Regions from separate parts of the Homo sapiens genome. Here region 2 is linked to region 1. A link is a loop called in an ENCODE intact Hi-C map of the cell type or tissue named here. Cell type or tissue: HCT116. All regions are shown on one strand. Links, peaks and the distances in the headings refer to the core of each region. The heading gives the core; the rest is flanking DNA.

Region 1 (10,735 bases), core at 1,801-9,800:
CAGGAGGATTGCTTGAGCTCAGGAGGCAGAGGCTGAAGGGAGCCATGATCATACCACTCCACTCCAACCTGGGTAATAGAGTAAGACCTTGTCTCAAAAAAATAAAAAACCCAATACAGGATAACAACTATTTACATAGCATTTACATTGTGTTGGGTATTATAAGTAATTTAGAGTGATTTTAAGTCTGTGGGAGGATGTGTATGGGTTCTATGCAAATACTATGCCATTTTACATGAAGGAGTTGAGCACCCATGAATTTGTTCAGTACCCTTGAGGGAGAGCCTGGAACCAATCCCCCATGGATACCAAGGAACTTCTAGCTTAATATCTATGTATGTGTGCACATATGTGTACATACACGTGTATATCTCTACATACACATACACATATAGTCATTGATTCTTGTTATGTGTGGTAGTTCTCGTCTATAAAATTCTTGTGAACACCAAATTCGCTAATACTGAACCATTGCCCCCAGGAAAACACAACGTTTGTTTCCTGCTAGTCTCTGGTTACAACATTTTCATGGACTGATCAATATAAAAACTTGTTTTACATGTGTTTTTGTTTAAAGACACCTTATTTAGTACATATTGTTGATTATTTAACATTGAGCTCGTGGTCAACCACACTGATAAATCCTGCCTGAAGGAAGCTCAGCTAACAAGCGTATTTTCTCCCTAAGGCACAGCATGGCCTTCTTGCCCTGAGGAACATGGAAAGGCACATCAGCACTAGTTTTGGGTACCATTTTTATTTTTATTTTTATTCTTATTTTTTTTGAGACTAAGTCTCACTCTGTCACCCAGGCTGGAGTGCAGTGGTGTGATCTCAGCTCACTGCAACCTCTGCCTCCTGGGTTCAAGCGATTCTTCTGCCTCAGCTTCCCAAGTAGCTGGGACTACAGGCGTGCGCCACCACGCCCGGCTAATTTCTGTATTTTTAGTAGAGATGCGGTTTCACCGTGTTAGCCAGGCTGGTCTCAAACTCCTGACCTCATGATCCTCCCGCCTCGGCCTCCCAAAGTGCTGGGATTATAGGCGTGAGCCACTGCGCCTGGCCCCACCTCGGCCTTTCAGACTGCTGGGATTATAGGCGTGAGCCATCGTGCCCAGCCTGGGTGCTATTTTAAACAGCAAAACCACCAACTCAAAGCACAAAAGTGTGGCACCACATAGGCGTGGAAATGACACTGGCTTACGGGGTGAGAGCTAAAGCCAGAAGGCAGAGCGTCACCTTGTTTGACCTCGGCTAGGAGGTCAGCTCGATTTTTTTGCTGCGTTGCTGTCTGGGAATGATCTTGAAAGCGCTGTAAGTATTGATTTGGGGGTTACGAATACATTTTAATGAGTAGGCACATTCACGAATACAGAATCCATGAACAATGAGGATCAACTGCGTACGTGTGTCTCTGTGTGTGTGTGTGTGTGTGTGTTTCTTGAGATGGAGTTCTGCTTTTGTCACCCAGGCTGGAGTGCAGTGGCATGATCTTAGCCCTCTGCAACCTCTGCCTCCTGGGTTCAAGCAATTCTCTTGCCTTAGCCTCCCGAATAGCTGGGATTACAGGCACCCGTCACCACGCCCGGCTATTTTTTTTTTTTTTGTAGTTTTAGTAGAGACTGGGTTTCACCATGTTGGCCGGGCTGGTCTTGAACTCCTGACCTTGGGTGATCCACCCACCTCTGCCTCCCAAAGTGCTGGGATTACAGGCGTGAGCCACCGTGCCTGGCCTCTCTGTGTATTTTTCATCAGGTTTTCATAAATATTAACATTTTCTGTTTAACACTAAGATTTTCTCTACCACTGGGTCACGGGGTTTCCATCCCCTCTGATTTTCTTTTCCGGTGACTCTCTCTCCTTTTCACATGATGAGCTATTTCCTCCTGTGTTAGGTCTCAACCTTAGCATCATTTCCTCAAAGAGGACTTCCTAGGCTGCCTTATCAAAAGAAAGTCCCTTTTCACAATCAATTACTCTCTAGCCATCTAATATTTGAGCACCTATGACATGCTAGGTGCTGAGCCAGCTGTTGGGGTGCCAGTGGCTAAGGAGACGTAAGGCACCCACTCTCCTGTGTTTATGTTTAAAACTGTGGAGCTGACGTTTTCTCCATTCTTACCAATGAGACTGACTACTTGTAATATCAGCTATTGGGAGAGGCGGGTTCACAGCTCCTATCATGTTTCTGGATTGGTGTATTTTCCTTTAATACAGTAGTCCCCCCTTCTCTGCAGGGTCTATGTTCCAAGATCCCCGGTGGATATCTGAAACTGTGGATAGTACTGAACAATGTGGATACTGATTTTTTTAAATACATATCTAGGCCGGGTGTGGTGGCTCACACCTGTAATTCCAGCACTTTGGGAGGCCGAGGCAGGCAAATCACCTAAGGTCAGGAGTTTGAAACCAGCCTGGCCAACATGGTGAAACCCCGTTTCTACTAAAAATACAAAAATTAGCTGGGTGTGGTGGTGCGCACCTGTAATCCCAGCTACTGGGGAGGCTGAGGCATGAGAATTGCTTGAACCTGGGAGGTGGAGGTTGCAGTGAGCTGAGATCACACCACTGCACTCCAGCCTGTGTGACAGAATGAAGACTCCATCTCAAAATAGAAAAAAAATACATACCGATCTATGATAAAAGTTTAAATTATAAATTAGGTACAGTAAGAGATTAACAATAATAATGAAATAGAACAATTATAATACTATACTATCATAAACGGTATGTAAATGTGGTCTCTCTCTGTCTCAGAATATCTCAGTGTACTGTACTCATCTATTTTTGGCCATGATCAACCCAAACTTCAGAAAGCAAAACCTTGGATAAGGGGATGACTGTAGTCCAGCTCTGCTTTATTCATATTGAAGATGAGGTTTTGGATTACAATATCCTCCAGTGGGATTCACCCTTTGTTGCTGCGAAATGGCCTTTTAAAGTGTTTAACCTTCTTGCTTTAAATATAGCACTCCTGACATCACCATAGCTATACCAGCTGTCTTCTGCTGTTTCCATAGCATATGCTTTTCCACTATTTTACTTCCTACTTCTCTATGACTTCATTTAACGTTCACCTCATATAAGCAGTATTCAGTTAAGTTTTTAAAAAATAGGCCCATATGGGCTGGGCACAGTGGCTCACACCTGCAATCCCAGCACTTTGGGGGGCCAAGGCAGGCGGATTACCTGAGGTCAGTAGTTCGAGACCAGCCTGGCCAACATGGTGAAACCCCGTCTCTACTAAAAATAAAAAAAAATTACCCAGGCATGGTGGTGGGTGCCTGTAATCCCAGCTACTCAGGAGGCTGAGGCAGGAGAATCACCTGTACCTGGGAGGCGGGGTTTGCAGTGAGCCGAGATTGTGCCATTGCACTTCAGCCTGGGCAAGAAGAGCGAAACCCCATCTCAGAAAAATAAAATTAAAAAAATGCCCGTATGACAGTCTTTGCCTTTGGGTTAGATCCATTATCTTCCTCCACTGTTTGCTTTCTTGCTCAGAAGGCCAATAAGTGATAGGGGTGGTGACTAGAGTAGTTTAGCTGCCCAGCAGCCAAGCCCACCCCCACTTTATCCACCAGATCAACACTCACCATTTATCTCTCTGCGGACTACAACACACATTTTATCACAGTTCATAATGGCAAAGATGTTCGAAGTCACATCCCAAGCGCGTCGTCCAGGGAAACGCTCTATCAAGAGATGAACCACCTCTGCCCAGCTGGCTGTCTCGACCTGGTCCCAGGTGATGGGCATGGTGCCAGTACTGAGCTCAGTCAGTAAGAGCTGCTTGAACCGTTGTAGCTCCTCATGGCTCACGTTTCTCATGTACAGCATGACCCCATTTTCACATGGGGAGCCGGGGTAGCAAGAGAATGTCCAGGGCGGAATATGAGAACTGTGAGTGGAGGAGGATGAAAAGGGAATGGGGGTGTCAGAGGGTGGATTCACGTCACTCATCTTTAGTCAAGGCAGAGAACACCTCAGTGTCCACGATAAAGACAACCGATTGGAAGAGAGAAACACGAGACCTGCAGAGACATAAAACAATAAAACAAGAAGATGAAAACACTACCCAAGAAAACAGATTCGTGTAATGCTTACTTGGCAGGTATTCTGCGTGCCGGGTACTCCCTTTACCTCCTTTCCTCAAAGATTCTCTGCCCTATGGAAAAACTGAAGATGCATGGAATGTTTGGGATTAGTCCATTAGACTAATGGATTGTTTGTAGTTTCTATTCTCCATGACTTCTTTTGGGGAAGAGGCAAGCAAAATATCAAAGCCTTCACAAAAGGTTTAGCGAAAAGAAAAATTAGAAGCAGGTAAAATAATTCAGTGAAGCTAAAATCTAGAAAATATATGGTTGGTTAGAAGGCTCCATTAGATTAAAAGTGATCTCAAATTCAACAAAGTTTTTATTCTTAAAAAAATGGATCATGTATTAGAGAGATGCAAATCAAAACCACAACGAGATGTCATCTCACACCAGTCAGAATGGTGATTATTAAAAAGTCAAGCAATAACAGATGCTGTATTCTTAAAAAATGGATCATGTATTAGAGAGATGCAAATCAAAACCACAACGAGATGTCATCTCACACCAGTCAGAATGGTGATTATTAAAAAGTCAAGCAATAACAGATGCTGGTGAAGTCGCAGAGAAAAAGGAACACTTATACTCTGTGTGTGGGAGTGTAAATTAGTTCAACTACTCTGGATGACAGTGGGGCAACTCCTCAAAGACCTAAAAAGAGAACTACCATTCAACTCAGCAATCCCATTACTGGATATATATCCAAAGGAATATAAATCATTCTATTATAAAGACACATTCCTGTGTATGTTCATTGCAGCACTACTCACAATAGCAAAGTCATGGAATCAACCTAAATGCCCATCAGTGATAGACCGGATAAAAAAATGTGGTACATAAACACCATGGAATACTATGCAGCCATAAAAAAGAATGAGATCATGACCTTTGCAGGAACATAGATGGAGCCAGAGACCATTATTCCTTAGCAAACTAACACAGGAACAGGAAACCAAATACCACATGTGCTCATTTATAAGTGGTAGCTAAACGATGAGAACACATGGACACATAGAGGGAACACCACACACTGGAGTCTGCTAGAGGCTGGAGGGTGGGAGGAGGGAGAAGATCAGGAAAAATAACTAATGGGTACTGGGATTAATACCTGGGTGATGAGATAACCTGTACAACAAACCCACCCCCATAACACGTTTGCCTATATAACAAACCTGCACATGTACCCCTGTATCTAAAAGAAATGTAAAAAAGAAATAAAATAAAAAGGATCATGGGTGTATTTTTGTCCCCCCTGCCCCAACTTCCAATAATAGTTTATTTATTTATTATTTATTTATTTACTTAGAGACAGAGTCTCACTCTGTTTCCCAGGCTGGAGTGCAGTGGTGTGATCTCGGCTCACTGCAACCTCCACTTCCCTGGTTCAAGCAATTCCCTTGCCTCAGCCCCCTGAGTAGCTGGGATTACAGGCACCTGCCACCATGCCTGGCTAATTTTTTTGTATTTTTAGTATAGATGGGGTTTCACTATGTTGGCCAGGCTGGTCTCAAACTCCTGACCTCAAGTGATCCACCCACCTCAGCCTCCCAAAGTGCTGGGATTACAGGTGTGAGCCACTGCACCTGGCCAATAGCTTCTTCTTTAACACTTCTCCCTCTTATAACTTATGTGACACCCAAACATCTGGATAAACTTGTTTAATTGACTCAGTCCTCCCTTGGGTCCAGAGTAGCTGGGCTTGGTCCCAGGACAAAGGTGATATGCTCCTGGGTGGCTGACTCTTGCTAGTGCTCCTTCCGTCCAGTGGGTGGCGCTGCATGGAGGAGCCTAACACAGTCACACATTTTCTACCTCTACTTATTCCATGACCATTGCTGACCACGTTCCAGCCACAGTGAGCTGCAGCTTTAAGAAATTTGCAGGACTGGCTGGGTGCGGTGGCTCACGCCTGTAATCCCAGCACTTTGGGAGGCCAAGACAGGTGGATCACTTCAGGCCAGGAGTTCCAGACCAGCCTGGCCAACATGGTGAAACCCTGCCTCTATTAAAAACACAAAAAGTAGCTGGGCGTGGTGGTGGGTGCCTGTAATCCCAGCTACTCGGGAGGCTGAGGCAGGAGAATTGCTTGAACCCAGGAGGCAGAGGTTGCAATGAGTGGATATCATGCCACTGCACTCCAGCCAGGGTGATAGAGCAAGACCCTGTCTCAAAAAAAAAAAAAAAAAAAAAAAAAAGAAAAGAAAGAAAGAAAGGAAAAGAAAAGAAATTTGCAGGGCAAGGGAGGATGTTGGCAGTTACATCATCGTTTTGCTTTACTTTCATTCACTGCTGAAGGGAACATAAGCAGGGGGAACCTATCTGAAAGGCCTTTTCACAATACTACCAATCGTGTGCACTGCCATGGAATTCAGTAGTTCTACTCCTAAAACTGCAACCTGAGGCCAGGTGTGGTGGCTCATGCCTGTAATTTCAGCACTTTGGGAGGCTGAGGTGGGAGGATCACGAGGTCAAGAGATTGAGACCATCCTGGCCAACATGGTGAAAACCCGTCTCTACTTAAAAAAAAAAAAAAAAAAAACAAATATTGGCTGGGCGTGGTGGCATGCACCTGTAGTCCCAGCTACTTGGGAAGCTGAGGCAGGAGAATCACTTGAAACCAAGAGGGGGAGTTTGCAGTGAGTGAGCCAAGATCCCGCCACTGCACTCCAGCCTGGGCAACAGAGCGAGACTCCATCTCAAAAAAAACAAAAACAAAAAAGGCCAGGCGTGGTGGCTCACGCATGTAATCTCAGCAATTTGGGAGGCTGAGGTGGGCAGATCACAAGATCAGGAGATTGAGACCATCCTGGCTAACACGGTGAAACCCCGTCTCTACTAAAAATACAAAAACTTAGCCGGGCATGGTGGCAGATGCCTGTGGTCCCAGCTGCTTGGGAGGCTGAGGCAGGAGAATGGCATGAGCCTGGGAGGCAGAGCTTGCAGTGAGCCAAGATTGCGCCACTGCACTCCAGCCTGGGCGACAGAGTGAGACTCTGTCTCAAAAAACAAAACAAAACAAAACAAAACAAAACAAAAACAACAAAAAAACTGCACCTTACAGATACACTTGCACATGTGAGATGGTGTGTGCACAAGCCAGTCTGTCTTAGTCTGTTTGGACTGCCATAACAAATACCATACACTGGGTGGCTTAGTAACAACAGACATTGATTTCTCACTGCTCTGGGGGCTGGAAGTCCAAGATCAAGGGGTTGGCAGATTTAGTGTCTGGTGAGGGCAGCTTCCTGGTTCATAGAGAGCACCTTCTTGCTGTGTCCTCCTCACATGGAGGAAGGGGTGTGGGAACTCTCTGGAGGCTCTTTCATAAGGGCTGGAGTCCCAATCATGAGGGCTCTGGCCCCATGAGTTAATCACCTCCCAAAGTCCCTGCCTTCTTCTACCGTTACCTTGGTGGTTAGAGTTTCAGCCTGTGGATTTTGGGGGGACGCAGACATTCAGTTCATAACACAGTCCTTCTGGATTTACTCACTGAAATATCCCAGTGTCAAATATTACGCCAAACTCTCTATTTTTGGCACTGGGGATACGTTGGTGAGCAAAAGATACACAAAAAATTGTTGTCCTCATGTGGCTAAGATTTCAGTGAATGAAAATAAAGTGTAGGGGAGGAAAAGCTTTTCTCTGTCCCTTTATTGATCTTAGATTCATTGGCTGGAGGCTTGTACATTGGGGTCATGAAAGACAGATTCACAAAATCACAGCAAACAGAAGTTTATTTATGTGTGCATGCCCATGGGAGCACACTGATGCGATGGAAGACTATACACACCATGGGAAAAAGGAGAGGCGAGAGAGAACAGGAAGTGAGAAATAGCCTGCTGCGATTTGTAAAAGGCTGACGAAAGGGCTCACTGAAGCAGGGATGTCTGAGCAAAAGCTTGGAGGAGAGGAGGAGGTAAGAGGTCACGGAATGGGCTGTGTGGCTATCAGATGAGTTCCAGACAGAAGGGCAAGGACCACCACCCTATGGCCAGGACGTGCCTGGAGCTGTTGAGAAACAGCAGGACCAGGGTGAGTGGAGGTGAATGGGCAAGGGGAAGACAGTGGAGGTGATCTCAAGAGGTCACACAGGACCTGATTGGACTGGCGTGGGACGTCTATAATTTTTAGAAGGATTCTTCTGGCTGGCTCTCCTACTGAGAACAAGGGTAGGGAGCTATAGACATAATCCTGGAAAGAAGAATTGTGAGTTGTTGCACTAGTGTGACGAATTTACCATGAATTTGGTGGCTTAAGACGACACAGTTTTTTTTTTTTTTTTTTTTTTGAGATGGAGTCTCACCCTGTCACCCAGGCTGCAGTGCAGTGGCACGATCTCGGCTCATTGCAACCTCCACCTCCCAGGTTCAAGCAATTCTCCTGCCTCAGCCTCCCGAGTAGCTGGGACTACAGGCACCTGCCACCACGCCCGGCTAATTTTTGTATTTTTAGTAGAGACGGGGTTTCACCATGTTAGCCAGGATGGTCTCGATCTCTTGACCTCGTGATCCACCTGCCTCAGCCTCCCAAAGTGTTGGGACTTCAGGTGGGAGTCACCGCACCTGGCCGACAGCACAGTATTTTTAAGATAAAACATTCAGTTAGGGAGGCTAGAAGCCTGAAATGGGCTAAGATCACTGGACTAAAATTGAGGTGTTGGCAGGGCTGTTTCCTTCTGGAGACTCTAGGGGGAGAATCTGTTTCCTGGCCTTCTCCAGCTTCTAGAAGCCACATGCCATCCTTGGATTTTTGCTCCTTCCTCCTTCTTCAAAGGCAGCAGTGGGGCATCTTCTATCTCATTCCCTCTTCCCTTTCTAATACCTACGAACCAACCTCTCTTTATCCCTCCTCCCTGCTCCGCTTTCCATAAATACATACAGTTATTATGCATCAAAAAAAAAAAATCAGGCCAGGTGCAGTGGCTCACGCCTGTAATCCCAGCACTTTGGGAGGCCGAGGTGGGTGGATCACCTGAGGTCAGGAGTTCGAGACCAGCCTGGCCAAGATGTTGAAACCCCATCTCCGCTAAAAATACAAAAATTAGCCAGACATGGTGATGGGCGTCTATAATCCCAGCTACTCATGAGGCTGAGGCAGAGAATTGCTTGAACCTGTGAGGTGGAGGTTGCAGTGAGCCGAGATCACACCACTGCACTCCAGCCTGGGTGACAGAGAGAGACTCCGTCTCAAAAAAAAATTTTTTTTTCCTAAAGATGGAAATGCTGTGGGATGTCTGTACATTCAAGGGAGTAGAGAAGAGAAAAGTAGTGTTGGCAAGTGAGGAAATAACAGCAGGAGAAGGGGTATAATTGAGGACACAGGCTGGGTCTGAAGTGATCTTGGCAGGAAGAGGGTGGAGAGCACACGTCCAGATGCAGGTGGTTGATGGGTCTGAGCAAGGAGTTCCTGGCCTTTCAGAGAAATGAGGGACGGCAGAATACGCCACCCCCAAATATTCCAGTTTGTTGTACTCATTCTTAAAAATTGGTACGTGATAATTGTACATATTGATGGGAAAGGCAGGTGGGAGGGGTTGGATGAAGAGCGGTTGGTTAATAGGTACAAAAATACAATGGATAGAAGGAGTAAGCTCTAGCATTTGATAGCACAGTAGTGTGACTATAGTTCATAATAATTTGTTGTGTATTTCAAACGGACTATTTTGAGCTGAAGATACTTGAGAAGGAGCAGACACAAGAAAAAATCTGTCTTCCCTTGATTTGCCTAAATGCAAGACATCAGTTTGTAAAGGTGCCCCTTTTCCCCTTCTCTACCAGGAAACACAGAAGTTAATCACCGGAGACAAGCTCCAGATGCGTACAGCAGTGCGAGGGCGCCAGAAAAATCTACACAAGAAACCTTATGAACTAGCCCTCATCCTCCATTTTCTCCCCCATACATTTACCTTCTCACAATTTACCCCCCCAGGAATTCGAGGTCTTTCTCATTTGTCTTTTCACTTCTCTGAGAATGTACTGTTCTGGCCAGGCACAGTGGCTCACGCCTGTAATCCCAGCACTTTGGGAGGCCGAGGTGGGCGGATCACCTGAGGTCAGGAGTTCGAAACCAGCCTGGCCAACATGGCAAAACCCTGTCTCCACTAAAAGTACAAAAATTAGCTGGGAGTGGTGGCGGGCACCTGTAATCCAAGCTACTCGGGAGGCTGAGACGGGAGAATTGCTTGAACCTGGGAGGCGGGGGTTACAGTGAGCCTGGGCGACAGAGTGAAACTCCGTCTCAAAAAAAAGAGAATGTATTGTTCTTTTGTTAGCATGACATATAAGCCTAAGTTCTAACCACCCCTGAGTGTTCTCATCATGGAGTGCTCCCATGGGTATGCACACATAAACTTCTGTTTGCTGTGCTTTTGTTAATCTGTCTTTCATGAGCCTAATGCACAGACTCCAGCCAAGGAATCTAAGATCAATAAAGAGAGAGCCATGGAATCTAAGATCAATAAAGAGAGAGAGAGGGAAAAGTATTTCCTTCCCTACAGAAGTATATCAGGATCATCTACACATGAAATAAGCCAGGCACAGAAAGACAAACATTGCATGTTCTCACATATTTTTGGGATCTAAAAATTAAAACAGGTTGGGCACGGTAGCTCAAGCCTGTAATTCCAGCACTTTGGGAGGCTG
Region 2 (10,735 bases), core at 1,804-9,803, 170 kb after region 1:
CTCCTCAGCCACTTCTGATAAATGCAACTTCTGGACATGATGTGAAGATTCTGATGATTAGCAGAATAACTGGCTAAAAGTGTTTTCTATGTTCCTTTTCAAAACTCTGATTTCAGAATCAAGTCATAATCAGCTGTGGAAAGAAACCTTGAAGGTGAATCAAAGGATCTTACTGTAGTTTCAACTGGGCTTGTTCTTTGATTTTTCTGACATGTTTCTAAAATAAGATAATTTTTTTTTGAGACAGGATCTCACTCTGTCGCCCAGGCTGGCATGCAGTGGCACGATCACAACTCACTGCAGCCTCGACTTCCTGAGCTCAAGTGATTCTCCCACCTCAACCTCCCCAGTAGCTGAGACCACAGATGCATGCAACCATACCCCCCTAATTTTTTGTACTTTTAGTAGAGAAGGGGTCTCACCATATTGCCTAGGCTGGTCTTGAGTGATCCGTCCAACTCAGCCTCTGAAAGTGCTGGGATTACAGGTGTGAGCCACTGCACCCGGCCAGGCTATCACAATTTAAGGAAACCTCTTGTTTTCCCATGACTGAAAATTCTGAAGTCATTGAAGCCATCTTCCCACCTCAATATTGCATATCTTCAATGTCCACATACTCCATGGCATATTGTAATTTGTCATCCAGGTTACCTATATAGCCCTGCCTCCTGTGCCTCTCCTTGGAGAAACAGACTTCCCTTCTTTATTCTAGATAATTTGCACTGAGAGGAAGCATTCCTACAAATAGACAAAAGCCCTATTTAGAGCATATAGAGCAATAATATCAGAATTTTAAAATTCTGTTTAAAATTAATGGAGTGATCTCACTGCAAGTTTCAAGGTAGGGAATTTTAAAAGTAGTCTTTGGTAAAACAAAAATTAAACTGGGAAATAACTGTCAAAATCAGCCTTTGTGGAAAATTTGAATCTAATAATTTACAACCTCCAGGGGAACCGTGAGTGAAGGAAGAAGCTGCTTAATTTCAGGAAGAGAGTTGTGGCTTTTTTTTTTTTTTTTTTTTTGTGGAATCTTGTTCTATCACCAGGCCAGAGTGCAGTGGCATGATCTCGACTCACTGCAAGCCCCTTCTTCCGGGTTCAAGCGATTCTCCTGCCTCAGCCTCCCGAGTAGCTGGGATTACAGGCACCCACCACCACGCCCAGCTAATTTTTGTATCTTTAGTGGAGATGGGGTTTCACCATGTTGGCCAGGGTGGTCTGGATCTCCTGACCTGGTGATCCGCCCGTTTCGGCCTCCTAAAGCGCGGGGATTACAGGCGTGAGCCACTGCACCCAGCTGAGTTGTGGTAATTTGACTCACCCACCTACTCTTCCCCACTCTGCAGCTTGATGGCTGCTGAGAACATGGAGTCCCTCATTCCCAGGCCAGCACGCTGATGCCACAGGATGAAGAATCTTTGTTCTCAAAGAATTGTGGTTGTGTGCCTCCATCTATCTTAGTGGTTCCTTGAAGGGTTGGCTCAAGGGCTTGCCTTTATTTCACCCTTTTTAGATCTACACAGACTGAAGCTGATTTATTGGGGGGTGCCAGTGTCATTAAAAGCACTTAAAGACAAATACACTTGCTGAAGTTGCCTGGGTGAGGGATAACAGGGAAAACAGATGACAGAATGAAAAGCCTATTAAGGAAGAGTCTGGGGGGAGAATTACATGAGATAGTAAGGGCTTTGAATAGCACTGAGGTATACCAAGGATTGAGTTCAATCATACATGTCCATGCAAGATTATAAAAATCTGAGAAACCCTATGTTTTACCTCTGATGATCCCGAGGCTCCATGCAAGCAGGAAATGAAGGCTGAAATGAGAGTTGTAAAAATCCTGGCTAGTGAACCTGGGAGGTGGAGGTTGCAGTGAGCCGAGATCGCGCCACTGCCCTCCAGCCTGGGCGACAGAGCTAGACTCCGTCTAAAAAAAAAAAAAAAAATCAAAATCCTGGCTAAGCTCCCTAGAGGGATCCCATGGCAAAGAGCTTGAGAGAATTTTGGGTTTGCGTTCAGGCATGTTTTAAAAATCTCCATCAAATTGTTAGTAGACCAGAAGGCAGAGACTTCAGTGGCCACACAGGAGAAAGTGAAACCTTTACACAGTAGTTTACAAAGGTTCAAACAAAACAAAAAATGAAAACAAAAACAGAAGACTCCAACTCACAACCAGCAGCAACAAGAAAGCCTGCTCAGGGGTGAGAATTTGATGTCCAGGGTTTGCCACACACAGTGTCCACTTTTTCTTACCAAAACAATGAGGCACACACACAAGACAGTATAATAGTCGTAAGAAAAAATAGCATATGAGCAAGCCAAGACATTGGGCTTCCTCTCCAAATACTAAATTAATTATCTTAAATATGTGCAAAGAACTCAAGAAAATCAAGGGCAGAAGAACAAAAATAAACCAGAGGAATAACTCCTCATCAAATAGAGAACATGAATAAAGAGAAAGTTTAAGAAGGAACCAGTGAGCAATTTAGGGGCAATAAAGTACAACAACTGAAAGGAAAATTCACAAGAGAGTTTCAACAGAACTATTTTTTATTAAAAAATTTTTTTGAGATCTCACTGAGGTAAAACGGAACATCTTGAGCATGTAAAGTTTGATTCTTGTTTTGTTTAAATTATCAGAATAATTGTATGTAATGATTGTGTATGTCATGGTGTTTTGCAATGTAGATGCGTTACCAAACGGGTAAATCTAGTTAGGTAATATATGCATTTCCTCGAAAAGTTGTCATGTTTTTTATGAAAACACTGAAAATTGCCTCCCTTAGCATTTTTCAAGAATATTATTATTAACTATTGTTGCCATGTTGTATTTATTTCTCCTGTCTAGCTGAAATTGTGTGTATCTTGGCCAACCATTCCCTAACCCTCCCACCTCACTGCCCCAGCCCCAGCCCCAGCCCCAGCCCCGGCCCCTGGTAACCCCATTTTGCTCTCTAGTTCTTTTTTTTCCTTCTTTTTTTGAGACGGAATTTCACTCTGTACCCCAGGCTGGAGTGCAATGGTGCAATCTCAGCTCACTGTAACCTCCACCTCCCGGGTTCAAGCGATTCTCTTGCCTCAGCCTCCCGAGTAGCTGGGATTACAGGCGTGCACCACCATGCCTGGCTAGTTCTTGTATTTTTAGTAGAGACGGGGTTTCACCATGTTGGCCGGGCTGGTCTTGAACTGACCTCAGGTGACCCGCCCGCCTCGGCCTCCCAAAGTGCTGGGATTACAGGTGTCAGCCACTGCATCCGGTCTTGCTCTCTAGTTCTGTGAGATCACTTTTTAAAATTCTCCAAGTGAATGAGATCACGTGATATCTCTCTTTCTGTGGCTGTATGTTTCACTAAGCATAGTGTATTCCAGGTTCATTTCTGTAGATGCAAATGACAGAACTTTCTTCTTTTCTATGGATAATACTATTCCATTGTGTATATATGTTACATTTTCTTTTCTGTTTTTGAAGATAGGGTCTCACTCTGTAGCCCAGGCTGGAGTGCAGTGGCATGATCATGGCTCATGGCTCCCTGCAGCCTCAACTTCCTGGGGCTCAAGCAATCCTCCCACCTCAGCCTCCTAAGTGGCTGAAACCACAGGTGCAAACCAACACACCCAGCTAATTTTTTTATTATTATTTTTGTAGAGATGGGGTTTTGCTTTGTTGCCTAGGCTGGTCTCAAACTCCTGAGTCCAAGCAATCCTCCCTTCTCGGCCTCCCGAAGTGCTGGGATTACAGGCTTGAGCCATCACGATGGGCTCTGTCTCTTCTTTCTCTGCCTCTCTTGATTTTGCCCTGTCTTCCTTTTCTCTTGCTTACTCATTGTTTTAATTCACCCCTTCCTCACTCCTTCACTGTAGCTGAAGATTTACTACTTTGATCCTGAAAAAACGTGTCTTGAATTTTTAAAATTTTATTTAACATTTATCCATTTTCTATTTCATTGACTACTACTGTAGTCTTTGTTTTGTTTTGTTTTTTACCTAATTTGCCACTGCATTTGCTCACTTAAAAATGGAAGCTAGACCGGCCGGGCACGGTGGCTTGCTCCTGTAATCCCAGCACTTTGGGAGGCTGAGGCGGGCGGATCACGAGGTCAGGAGATCGAGACCATCCTGGCTAACATGCTGAAACCCTGTCTCTACTAAAAAAAAACAAAAATACACAAAATTAACCAGACGTAGTGGCGGGCGCCTGTGGTCCCAGCTACTTGGGAGGCTGAGGCAGGAGAATGGCGTGAACCCGGGAGGCGGAGCTTGCAGTGAGCCGAGATCGCGCCACTGCACTCCAGCCTGGGCGACAGAGCAAGACTCTGTCTCAAAAAAAAAAAAAAAAAAAAAAAAAGGAAGCTAGATCATGGATGAGGGTATTTTCCTTGATTTTATAAGTGTCTATTTCTATAAATTTCCCTCTAAACCTCAACTACATCTGCACATTTTGTGATATTGTGCATTTACTTTCACTCAGTGTAAGGTATTTTATAATTTCCTTTATAAGTTCACCTTTGATTTGTGTTTTATTTTAAAGTGGTTGTTTAATTTTCATGTATGTGGAGATTTTACAGATTTCTTCTTGTTACTGATTTATAATTTAATTCTGTTGGCATTTGAGAACAGCGTGTATATTATTTCAATTTTCATGTCAATGTGATTTGTCTTATGGCCACATCTGTCTATGCTAGCGAATGTTCAATGTATACTGGAGATGAATGTGTGTTTTCCAGTTGTTGGGTAAAACTGAACAAATACAGGCAGATACTTTTATCAGTTTAACAGGCAGTGTTTCCTTGTCATTTAGTAAGTGAATTAATTTTGGGGGTCAATTTATATTATTATAGTTTATAACCTCCATAACACATTTACTTGATCTTACAGCAAAGCAAAAGAAAAACATTTGCAAATTCATCTGAAAATGTTAAACGTTTATTGTGAAAGAAACATAAGCATGAGTTACCAAAAAATGACACTGCTTTATATTTCATATGCAATTTTTCATCAGCAATACAAGTAGAGCTCAGAATTCCTTGAAAGACCCACATTCTTCTTCCATAACTTTGAACCATAAGTGGACCAAGCGGAGAAGTTCTCGCCTTTGGTCACGAGCACACAGCCACTTACTGTGGATGTTTTCTGTGTTCAAGTGTATAGTTGCCTTGCCCAGGATAAATTGGGGAACTGGCAATGCCATTATTAATTACACACACACACTCAAGTATCCGTGATCATCACGACTTGTATCTGCATGAGCAAAACATGGGCGCAGTGGCTCAGTAGCAGAAATTTTCGTGAATGTGAAGATATGTGACCTATCACTGACATTATAGAAGGAAATGGCCCTCGTTTTTATATCCAGGTAAATCCCCACTCGGTGTAGACCTGAGCTCACCCAGAGACCCGTCACAGGCTTAGTGCTGGCAAAGTAGATCTGTCCTTGTCTCAAACCCACAGTCCAGAAGCCGAGTTCTGAAGAGAGTACAACGTTCCCCTGTCGGTTCACAGATTCCTTGCACACGCCCACATCCCACACTTGGCTGGTGCCCACGCCCACCTCCCAGTAATGGCGGCCGGAAGTGAAGCGAGGGGTGCCCAGGACGCACAGGGCAGTGTCGAACCTCTCAGCTTGCTCCTTCCTATTCTGTCTGAAATTCCCACATCGGACACGCCTCAGGTCTTCAGAAACGATGAGATCGTTGTTGGCTGTGTCCACATCCAAGGTCATATCCACTGTGCAAAGAAGAACCGGTAGTTCAGCAAAGACACACACTACAGACTCCCTCTGCCTTTCTACTGCACAGACCCAAATATTTTATTCATTGTCACTTCTTTTATTCCACGTTCATTCTCAGATCCGAACTTTCTTTAGGAATTTCCCTGGCCCCCCGATTAAGTCAAATTTTATGTATAGAATGTATGAATATAATTGCAACAAGCCCACCTTTCTCATAGTAAAATTCTTGTTTAAGTTATTCAATATTTTGATTAAAGGTTTTTCTCCCTCTTGGTGCATAGGATGGATGAAGGAGGAGATGATAGTTTGCTCTCATAAATTGGTACAGATCCTGTGAAAATCTATACTGTGCGCTGATAACAGCTGATGTTTGGGATCACAAATCTTTTAGGTTGCAGACTTCAGCTAATGCCCGTATTGAACGGAAAGACATTTAAAAGCTGCTTTTTCCAAGGCCCTTTATGGGCTTGGAGCAGGTAGTACAGATTCCTTACCTTGGAACTTTCTCATCCTTGGATTCATCTGCAGAACAGCTCTCACCTTGGGCTCTAGTTCCTTGATCTTGGACACCAGCGCCCCCAGCTGGGCAGCGGGCCTGATGTCATTTTTCTGAGAGACCACAGGGCAGAAAGGGCACAGCACCCCCTTCCCATCGGGCCCCTTTCGCAGTGAGTTCATGCATCGGAGGCAACAGATGTATCCACATTTCAGGTGCGTGGGGTTTTCAAGATAATCCAGGCAGATAGGACAACTGCTTGCTTGTTTAAAGTGTTCAGCCATGGCCACTGTCTGGGAGTAAATAGGCATGGTATTAGCTTTTACGTGAGTGGAATGGCTGATAGTTCTTGGGACACTTTCATCTTTACCTGCATGAAGACATCATCGCCTACTCTTTGTAAAGCACTGGTACTAGGAAATGAAGATACAATATAAGTACAAATATAAATGATCAGGGCCCTGACCTTCCAATATTGGAAATACTGGCTAGAATGAAGGCCATGGCTTGGTATGAGGCTTTGAGTTGAGTGGCAAAAGGGTCTACAGCTGAGCTATCCAATATGGTAGCCACCAGCCACATGTGGCTACTGAGCACCTGAAATGGGGCTTATCTAAATGAAGATGTGTTGTGAGTATAAAATATACACTAAATTTTGAAGACCTAAGGGAGATGTAAACTATCTGTTAGAGAATCTTAAAAATGTATTACATGTGAAATGCTTATATTTTGTTAAACTTACTTAGGCTTATTTCATTTTGCTTGATTTATGTGGCTATTAGACAATAAATTTATCTTACATATGTTGATCACATTATGTTTATATTGGACAGCACTGGAGACCCTCAACCTCCACAATAAGCCTGGCCAATTTTTGTGTTTTGGAGAGATGAGGTCTCACTATGTTGCCCAGGCTGATCTCCTACTACTGACCTCAAATGATCCACCTGCCTCAGCCGCCCAAAGTGCTGGGATTTCAGGCAGGTGCCACCATGCCAGGTCCTCTGAACCTTTTCTAATAAATGGTGATTTGAAGCCAGTATGAGACGACAGATTAGAGCTGGACTCCTGTCTCCCTGGGAGTTGAATTAACATAAAGCTTTTCTTTTCTCAAAAACTCCCGTGGCATAGTATTTGTTCCACCTGGATGTGGCATGAAACTTACAGCATTATATTACACAAAAAACAAAAATAAATAAGTTGGACTATGTCAAACAAAAAATGTTCTGCATAGTGAAGGAAACAAGGGAGACGATGAAAAGAAAGCCTACAGAATGGAAAAAAATGTTTGCAAATTATATATCTGATATTAGGTTAATATCCAAAATATATAAAGAACTCATAACGCAATAGAAAAAAAAAACCCCTAAAACTAACATTCTGATTATGAAATGGGCAAAGGCGAGATCATGCCACTGCACCCCAGCCTGGTGACAGAGCGAGACTTCGTCTAAAACAATAAATAAATAAAAATAAAAGAGTTAAACCAGTAACTAACAAATTTTTGAGTGTACAGCATGGCAGGTAAGAAGGGAAAAAACTTGGCTGGTCGCGGTGGCTCACACTTGTAAATTCCAGCACTTTCTGAGGCTGAGAAAGGAGGATCGTTTGGGCCCAGGAGTTCGAGACCAGCCAGCGCAACATCGTGAGACCCGTGTCTACAAATAATTTTAAAAATTAGCCGGGTGTGGTGGCCCATACCTGTGGTCCCAGCTACTCGGGAGGCTGATACGGGAGGATCACGTGAGCCCAGGAGATAGAGGCTGCAGTGAGCCAAGATCGCACCACTGCATCCAGCCCAGGCAGCAGCAAGACCCTGTCTCCCCCCAAAAAAAGAAAAAGAAAACAAAGAAAAGAAACAACTTTGCTGAAACACTGAAACTCCCTCTGTTCAGGAAACAAAAGAACTGGCTGAAATTGGCTAGAGCCAATGTGGCCAGCTGGAGTCTGTGCAGAACAAGCTTGCTGAAGTCACAGCCCGAATTTCCACTGCATGTTGTACATTAACACCCTTTGAATTTCCACAGTCGACCCACAAGAAAGCACGAAAAGATAACTGCCCATGCCCATGGACTTTCCAGACCTCCCTTTTCCTTCCATCAATTACTTACTGATCTCAGAATCCATCCCCTGAACCTTTTTTAATCACCCAGGCTGGAGTGCAGTGGTTCGATCTCGGCTCACTGCAGCCTGAAACTCCCGGGCTCAGATGATCCTCCTGCCTCAGCCTCCCCGAGTAGCTGGAACTACAGGCCTGCACCACCATGTGCAGCTCATTTTTGTGGTTTTGGAGAGGGGGGGGTCTCACTGCGTTGCCCAGGCTGGTCTCCTACTCCTGAGCTCAAGTGATCCACCTGCATCTGCCTCCCAAATTGCTGGGATTTTAGGCATGAGACACCATGCCAGGCCCTCTGAACCTTTTCTAATAAATGCTGACATGAAGCCAGTATGAGACGACAGATTAGAGCTGGACTCCTGTCTCCCTAGGGTTTTCATTTCAATGCAATGCTTTCCTTTTCTCAAACATCCCCATGTCATCCTATTCACTCCTAGAGTATTGGACAGCGAATCCCTTTTACTCGATAATGTTGGCAGAAGAATAGATCAAGAAATTGTGCTATATATACAATGAAATATCGTACACCATAAAAAAATGGATGAAACTTGAGGGCATTTTGCTAAGTGGAATAAGTCATATAGAAAGCGATAAATACCGAATGACCTAACTTACTAGGAACCTAAAAACACTGAAGTCATAAAATTAGAGAGTGGAATTAAAATGGTGATTGTAAATGAAAGACCTGAAATGGTAAAACTATCAGATCAAAACACAGGGGGAAAGATCTAAGAAATTTGTCTGGGCAAACTTGTTTTTTGATATAACCACCTAAATCACAGGCAACAAAAGCAAACATAGACAAGTGGGATCGCATCACATGTAAAAGCTGCTGCACAACAAAGGAAACAATAAGTTGAAGAGACAATCTACACAGTGGGAGAAGATATTTGCAAACCATACATCCGATAAGGGGTTAATATCCAGAATACATAAGGCACTCAGGCAAGACAACAAATAGGTGAATTAAAAAGTGGGCTAGGATGGGTATATAGTTTCAATTTTGGAAGATGAAAAGATTTCTGGAGATGAATGGCAGTGATGGTGGCAAAATAATATGGACATCATAAATACCATTGAATTTTACACTTAAAAATGGTTAAGATGGTCAATTATATATACTTTACCACCATTTGTTAAGAAATAAAAGACTGAATGAAAATGAATAGTATTCTGTGGGATCATATCAAGTGATACGGTTTGGCTCTGTGTCCCCAGCCAAACCTCATGTTGAATTGTCATCCTCAGTGTTGGGGGAGGGACCAGGTGGGAGATGATTGGATCACGGGGACGGATTTCCTCCGCGCTATTCCCATGACCGTGAGTGAGTTCTCAAAGATCTGATGATTTCAAAGTGTATGGCACTTTCCTCTTTCTCTCTTTCCTGTCACTATGTGAAAAAGCCACTCGCTTCCCCTCTGCCTTCCTCCATGATTGTTAAATTTCCCGAGGCCACCCAGTGATGTTCCCCGTGCGACCTGCAGAACTATAAATTAATGAAACCTCTTTTCTTCATAAATTACCCAGTCTCCGGTAGTTCTTTAGAGCAGTGTGAGAATGAACTGTTACAGAATATTGGTACCAGGAGTGAGGCACTGCTACTATGGTACCTGAAAATGTGGAAGCGACTTTGGAACTGGGTAACGGGCAGAGGTTGCAACCGTTTGCAGGGCTCAGAAGAAGACAGGAAGATGTGAGAATGTCTGCAACTTCCCAGATACTTGTCAGATGGTTTTGATCAAAATGCTGACAATTGAATTGCTCTTAGTGAAGTAAGTTCAAGTAGAAATTAAGGTGATTGATTACGATATTTTCTTCCTATTATGAGTTTCTCACTGAGCTTCAACCGCATCTAGAAATTTTGTAAATGTGTGCTTTTCATTCAACTCAGGATAGCTGTAATTTCCATTGTAATTTCATATTTGATCATTTTATTTAGAAGTGGTTATTTAATTTGCATATATGTGGAGAATTTATGGATTTCTTCCTGTTATTGATTTCCAATTTGACTCTGTTGCCGTCATAGGAGAGGGTGTATTGTATTTCAATTTTAAAGCTAACGAGTTCTCTCTAAGACCACACATATTCGTGGCAAACACTCAGTGTGCACTTGAAATGAATGTCAGTGTTCAGTTATTGGGTTAAACTGAATACATGAACATATATAATTTTGCCGTATTCATAGGTCCTTATCATTTGAAATTCAGTTACTGTGTTGGGTCACATTCAAATTATTATTTCGTTCATAACTTCCATAACACACAGTACACTAATCTTGCAGCAAATAGAAAAGATTGGCAAATGAATCTGAATTTTCAAAATATTTATTGAACAGAAATATAAACATAAGCCCCAAAGAAAACAACATGACAAACTTTAAGTACAATGTAATTTT

What was found. Peaks named below come from ENCODE experiments on the same cell type or tissue, not always from the same donor. Only the 100,000 strongest peaks of a DNase experiment are listed, where the experiment ranks them.
Region 2: a loop joins it to region 1, with 4 times the contacts of the local background. A loop is called at or near these places in 2 of 110 quality-filtered maps.

What each region holds. Positions count from the first base shown.
Region 1 is chr19:55,941,128-55,951,862 of GRCh38, reverse strand. NLRP8 (NLR family pyrin domain containing 8) reads right to left here and starts at 4,031. Exons shown (of 10, transcript NM_001433706.1): 1 at 3,594-4,031. The coding sequence starts at 3,960. In HCT116, for the core only: CTCF peaks have their summits at 5,857 (motif pointing right) and 7,257; a DNase peak (open chromatin) is centred at 5,882.
Region 2 is chr19:55,773,337-55,784,071 of GRCh38, reverse strand. RFPL4AL1 (ret finger protein like 4A like 1) reads right to left here. Exons shown (of 3, transcript NM_001277397.2): 3 at 10,652-10,735. It also overlaps the pseudogene RFPL4AP1. Among named protein-coding and RNA genes, the nearest start is that of RFPL4AL1, 9.6 kb to the right of the region's middle. In HCT116, for the core only: a CTCF peak has its summit at 6,306 (motif pointing left); a DNase peak (open chromatin) is centred at 6,300; H3K27me3 peaks cover 923 bases.